Linked DNA regions of Homo sapiens: region 1 is linked to region 2. A link is an interaction called in ENCODE POLR2A ChIA-PET data of the cell type or tissue named here. Cell type or tissue: GM12878. All regions are shown on one strand. Each heading gives the region's core, and the rest is flanking DNA. Links, peaks and the distances in the headings are about the cores only. Region 1 overlaps HIVEP3 (HIVEP zinc finger 3). Region 2 overlaps HIVEP3 (HIVEP zinc finger 3).

What was found. ChIA-PET counts read pairs that join two places held together with the same protein. Peaks named below come from ENCODE experiments on the same cell type or tissue, not always from the same donor. Only the 100,000 strongest peaks of a DNase experiment are listed, where the experiment ranks them.
Region 1: POLR2A ChIA-PET joins it to region 2 with 5 read pairs; 2 of 35 experiments call an interaction of 5 or more read pairs at or near these places.

Annotation. Positions count from the first base shown.
Region 1 is chr1:41,640,043-41,642,946 of GRCh38, forward strand. All of the region lies in intron 2 of HIVEP3 (HIVEP zinc finger 3), which reads right to left. Among named protein-coding and RNA genes, the nearest start is that of EDN2, 160 kb to the left of the region's middle. In GM12878, for the core only: no CTCF peak of the experiment used is centred there; a DNase peak (open chromatin) is centred at 1,599; H3K27ac peaks cover 231 bases.
Region 2 is chr1:41,727,256-41,730,159 of GRCh38, forward strand. All of the region lies in intron 1 of HIVEP3 (HIVEP zinc finger 3), which reads right to left. Among named protein-coding and RNA genes, the nearest start is that of HIVEP3, 190 kb to the right of the region's middle. RefSeq lists an enhancer at 1,102-1,171. In GM12878, for the core only: no CTCF peak of the experiment used is centred there; DNase peaks (open chromatin) are centred at 266 and 1,656; H3K4me3 peaks cover 358 bases; H3K27ac peaks cover 2,067 bases.

The DNA of each region.
Region 1 (2,904 bases), core at 224-2,723, 87 kb before region 2:
ATTTAGTGGCAGGTAGGAATATACTGTCTCATAAACTCTACACTGGGATTTGGCAGAAGAAAAGTTCATGGTTTTCAGGCACTGCAGGGACAAGGAAGGGAGGTGTTGCTGGTGTATATGGGGAGCACCCAGCCCAGGAGTCGAGGAGAATACCGGAGTGGCGGGAGGAGGAACAGACGAGACTGGAGGAGCTGCACTTGGAGATGAAGGTTCTGAGAGCTGCTGGGGCGGGGGTTGGGGGGCGGGGGAAGGTAGGTGTGGGAGGAGCAGTGAGGTCGCTTCCTGCTATATCAGGCCACACCTCGCAGCCCTCTGTCACAGAAAGCCCCCTGGAACTAGGCACTCTACACAGGGGAGCAGAGAAGACACCGTGTTCCCTCTCTGGGTGCAATAGAAATCCCATGAGGCAGCCCCACATTTGAGGTCCAGCTGCACCCAGCTAAGTGACCTTGGACAAGACACTCTCCATCACTGGGCTAGACCCCAGGGTGCAAAGGTGAAGAAGACCTTGTCCATGTCTCAGGCTGTGATGGATCTAGCAGGGAAGATAGATAAGAAAATCAGTGGTTCTGGCCCTTTCTCCCAGGGAGCCCAAAACCTGAGCTGCTTCCCCGCAAGAAGGCTTCTAAATCTCCCCGGGTTGTAGACACAGAAGCCAGAGGTAGAGGAAGAACCCAACATTTGTTGAGTGTCTTCCACGTGCAAAGGCTGTCCCTGCATTTTTTCACAGTCATACTAATGCTACGGTCAGGCTCCATCATCACCATCTGACAACTGAGGAAACTGAGGCTTTGAAAACAGAGAGATGTGGACAGCCTTGCACTGCAGGAGGGCCCAAGGCTCTGGCATTAAATAAAACTGGACATTACTGGTCTTAGACACTGTGTGGCCTTCTTCGAGTCCTTGACCACCTGTGAGTCTGTTTCCTCACCTCTGAAACAAGAGCAAGAGTGCACGCCCTGGGCTGGGGTAAGAACAAAATGGTACGGTTGGCTTCCCAGAAAAATCCACCTTCTCCCTCTTCCTCTTCTGGTTACTTCTGATCTTTTAGCTTTACTTATGTTTATGATTATTTCATCTTCTAAAATAAGAAGATACCAGATCCCATAACAAGATTGCTGCAACTTATTCACAGCAAAGCAGGTGGAGGCCTCGGGAGATCCCGGGGACTACAGAACCTCCACCACTGGCCCACAGTAGGACAGGGGCAGGGAGTAATTCATGCCTACTAGGAAGACTGTGATAACAGGTGTGTGTTTTTGGAGGCAGAATTGCTTTCTGCCCACACGACAGCTGCCCCCTTAGCTAAGAGGGGAAGCCTGGTGACCCAGGGTCCTCCGGGGACCCAGCCAGGCTTCTGGTCTAGATCTCAACCTGCCCCACTCCTGCCCAGTGCTACCCCATCTTCCACCCCATCCCCACCTCCACCAGTTCAGAGATTCAGCCAGACAGAAAGGCTGTGCCAAAGGAAATTGTGTGCCACAGGGCCCACTTGGTCTGCTGTGGTGTTCTTCCTTTTTTTGGACTTTGTGGCTGTTTGAGTGGGTACCTTTTTCCATAGAAAGTTTCCATTGCATCAGTTATTTACATTGTCACCACCTATATGTGGGCTCTGGTTTCGAGTCGGTGAACCAGAGCAGGCCCTGTGGGGCCCAACACTGCTTACAGGGGGTGACAGGAGCCAGTTGCTACGGCAAGAGGACCTGCAGCTCTGGGTCAACCCTCAGAGCCACCCCCAACCCTGGCAGGTCCACTCTTAGTGTGCTCAGTCCCTTTGGGATGCCATTTTTAGGGTGAGATTTAAGAGAATTTAAGAGCACAGGCTACTAGGTTTGCATCCCGCCTCCTCCACCTCCTAGCTATGCTCTGAGTTATTGACATGACATCTCCGGGCCTCCGTGAACTATCATTTGTAAAGTGGGAATGACAGTGGCGCCTACCTGGCTGGACTTTGAGAAGGACTCAATCAGGTAGTGCACATAAAGTGCTTAGAACAGGGCCTGGCCCAAAGCCTCAATCCATGTTAATGAATGGACAAGGATTTCCTGCCCCCACCCTGGCTCAGACCCTACTGCCCATCCTCTCTTGTGTGAACCAACAGCAACAGCGTCTGCACTGTCCTGCCCAGCCCACCGATCCATAGACCCAGACAGACTGTCCTGATAGCCAGCTCTCACCAAGTCACTCCTCGCCCCAAATCCCAAATCCTTCAGTGGTTCTCCTTAGAGAGTAATGTCTGCACTTTACAAATATGCCAGGCTGCCTCGGCATCAACACTCCCCTGCAAAGCCCCGCTCTTGCCAACTGCCATGCTCCACATTCATGCCTCTTTGCAGTTGTCTCTGTCTGGAATATTTCTCTCCATTTTAACGTGGCTAAATCCAACCCACACCAGCCTGGGTGAGCCCACCTCATAGGCCTCCTCCTCCACAAAGCCCTCCATGACTCTACTCTCTCTCTGGCCAGGAATGATCTTTCATTTAAGGATTTGATCTCTTTGTCGTGGTGTTTACCTTCTCTACCTTGTATGGGTGCAATATAATACATACAAATGTGTGTGGGCATCACAGACAAACCATCTGATCTCTGAGGACAGGACTGGGATGTGTGTGATGCATCCGTGTCACTCACAGAGCCTTGAACATAATTGGTGACTGTGAGTGAATAAATACTGAATTCTCTCAATTTACTAACCCCGTCGACAGGGAAAGCTATTTGGGTGTGTGTTGGTGAAGATCAATCTGCAGCCCATCAGTGTCCACATGATCCTCTCGGTTCTTCTTGAGGGACCCGGCAGACTGGGGTGTCAGCCAGGGGCCAGGACCCCTAGGGGCTCACAGCTACTCAGACTCTGAGTCTCAGCATGGGACCTTGCATCTGAGGCATGTGTGGAAGTCCAGGAAC
Region 2 (2,904 bases), core at 266-2,765:
CAGAGAGGCTAAGCAGGGAACCTGGGGCTGCTTGGGATCCTAGGGCGATCTGACAGCCACCTCAGCTTCCCCACCACGAGGGATGAAGCCGGGAGGCAGCCCCTTCCTGTGCCTGACCCCTACCAGCTGGGAAATGTGGCCCAGGCAGGCAAGGCCTCTGGGGATCCCAAAGTGGCAGCAGGCAGTGGGAGCTGAGCAGAGAGGAGTAGGGGTGGGCTGGGGGGACACTGCCAGACGGAAATGAAAGTGGCCTTGAGAAAAAGGAACGAGGGAAGAAAAGCAGAAACTAAAACAAGTGACAAAGAAAACGAGAGTGTCCAGAGGAAGTGGCTGAGGGGCGCGGCGCCGCCGGAGGAATCCCCCGCAGACCGGTGTTTCCTCTCTTCTCAGAGGCCTCGGGGTGGAGGACTAGCTGACCAACTGCTCCGTCACTTTGGGCCAGAGGCAGCCCGGGTGACTTTGGCAAGCATGGCCTCATCCCGCCAGCCTAGGAAGGAGCACCAGACACAGAGCCCCAAGCCCTGGGCTGGAGTCGTAGTCAGCTACTTCCTGCTGGGTCATTCTGGGACATTTATTAGACCTCTCTAGTACCCAGTTTCCTATCTATAAAATGGGTATAACCATCCTGAGCCCACCACACTGCTGGAAGGATCTCCTGAGCAAATGCCCTCATCCAGGGCCTGACGGGTGCATGTTGGGGTAGGTGGGCTGTGCACACAGCGGCAGGGTGCACCTTCAGGATACCTGGGGAACAGACAGGGAGAGTATCCACCATCTTATTGTTGAACAAGAATGCATCAACGCTTGCTGGTCCTTAATCACCCTAGGCTTTGTCAGGCCTGGGAACAAAGGGCTGAATAAGGGCCAGTCTATTCCCAATTACAGACTCTGCATGCAACTCCAGTTCCTTATCCCAGCTCTCCTACTTGGTAGCTGTGCAACCTTGAGCAAGTGACTTGACCTCTCTGAGTATCTTTCTTCACCCATAAAGCTAGAACAATAAGCATATCTGTCTTCTAGGTTGCAAGGAATAAATGAGACCACACTCAATCCAAAGCCAGGCACAAATTCCTCAGCCCCAGCCCAGGGAGTGCCCAGCCTAGAGGGGAGCTGGAGTCCAAGGACATGAGCAGGCTGTAATGATAGACGGCACCCAGGCCTGGGGCACTCAGTGCTGGGCAGGGGATGCGGGGCTGGTTCTGCCAAGGCGACAGAGCAGGGGGAGTAAGGGGGGGTGAAATGTAATCCCAAGGGGACAGCATGAGCAAATGTGCAGGGGAGGGGCCAAAGGCGATATGCTTGGGATCTGCAGAGGGTGGATGAGGCCAGACTTGTTCTCAATCTACAGCCCCACTGACAGTTCTCAGACTGGCCCTGGAAGTGATACGGGCATGCCACTGGGGATGCTACAGTCAGCTCTTAATGCAGGGCTGGCTTCTAGGGTCAGCTTCTACAGCCAGACTTGCCTAGGCTGCAGTTTGTCTCCAGACAGACACGGGAATTCCCCCAAGGGGTGGGCATGGTTCTTGTGAACTGCTGTGGCCTGGGACTGGGCTTAGAGTACAGGCAGCTGCTGCGGTGAAGGTGTCAGAAGGCACAGGCTAGGGTCCCAGAGAGGTTTAGGAGGGGGTTTCTCTGCTGGGTGTTTGCTCAGTGCTGGATGGTGGGTGCTGAGGGCCTCATTTGCATAGGGAGAGCAGCTGCTGTCCCAGCCACACTGCTGCCCACAATCTCCACGTGGCTGCAATCTCGCTCTCAGTCACCATCTCCCACATGGACTAGGGGTTACCCAGGCTGCCTTGGCCACGTGCTTCCCCCAACACACAGCCATCCAGGAACAACCAGAAATCAGACTACTGTCTCCGCCACCCTCAGGGGTTCCATTCAGGGAGTCCACCTCCCAAGGTGGCTGTGGGAATAAAACGAGATCCTGGGGGAAGCAGAGAGCCCAGTGCACAGGGGTGATCAGTAACCGGCAGCCCCTTTCCCTGCCTTTCCCTCTACTTCCAACATTATGTTGTGAAGAACAGGGCAGACCTGGGCCCATGCTATCTCTCACCCTGGCTCTGTGACTTGAGGCAACTCACTCCAACTCTGTAAATCAACTGCTCATCTGCAAAACTGGCAAGAAACTGAGAAGGCACTGGTTCTCAGATTGGCAAAGCTCATCGTCACTGCCTCACTCCCTCAACTCTATGTCCAGGGACCACGGGTTTCCCAGGGTTCCCAAACTTGCTGTTGGCAAAGGGCCTGATATCCGTCACTGACCTTTTTATTCTGAATGGGTCCCCGTTGACTTTAAAGCTGGAATATTCTTAGAGGAATTCTAAACTCCTCCTTTCCAACTCCCTACTCATTTTACAGAAGGAGAAAGTGAAGAGAAGAGAGGGAGAAGGGCCCTGACCGAGGCCACCAGCTTGTAAGTAGCAGCCCTAGGCTTGGGACCAGGGCCTCCTGAAGGTGACAGTCCTTTCAGCCATGTGTCCTTGTTCCTCTAGTTACCTCCAATTAACTCTAGGTAACCCAGCCCAGTCTTTGATTCTGTGTTGAAAGGTGCGAGGTGCTGGAGCCGGGAAGAGGTGCGTTCTTGCTCTCGACAGGAAGTGTCATGTGAGTTTCCGGTTCCCTCTCCTCCACTACCACTCTGGATCCTCACACCAGCCCACAGAGGGAGACAGGAAGGGAGGCACAAAGGCAGGGCAGGGAATACTGTGCCTGTTTTCCAGATGAAGACACGAAGGCCAAGAGAGGGAAAGTGAGTCGGCCAAGGTCCTCCAGCTAGTCGGGGTTGAGCGTGTTTAACCTTAGGAAACGTGACTGCAGAGCAAGGGGCTTTCATCTTCCTGTGGGAATTCGCCCCCTTTCTCACAGGGGCCCTCAAGAGACTAGGCAGGCTCCTCCTGC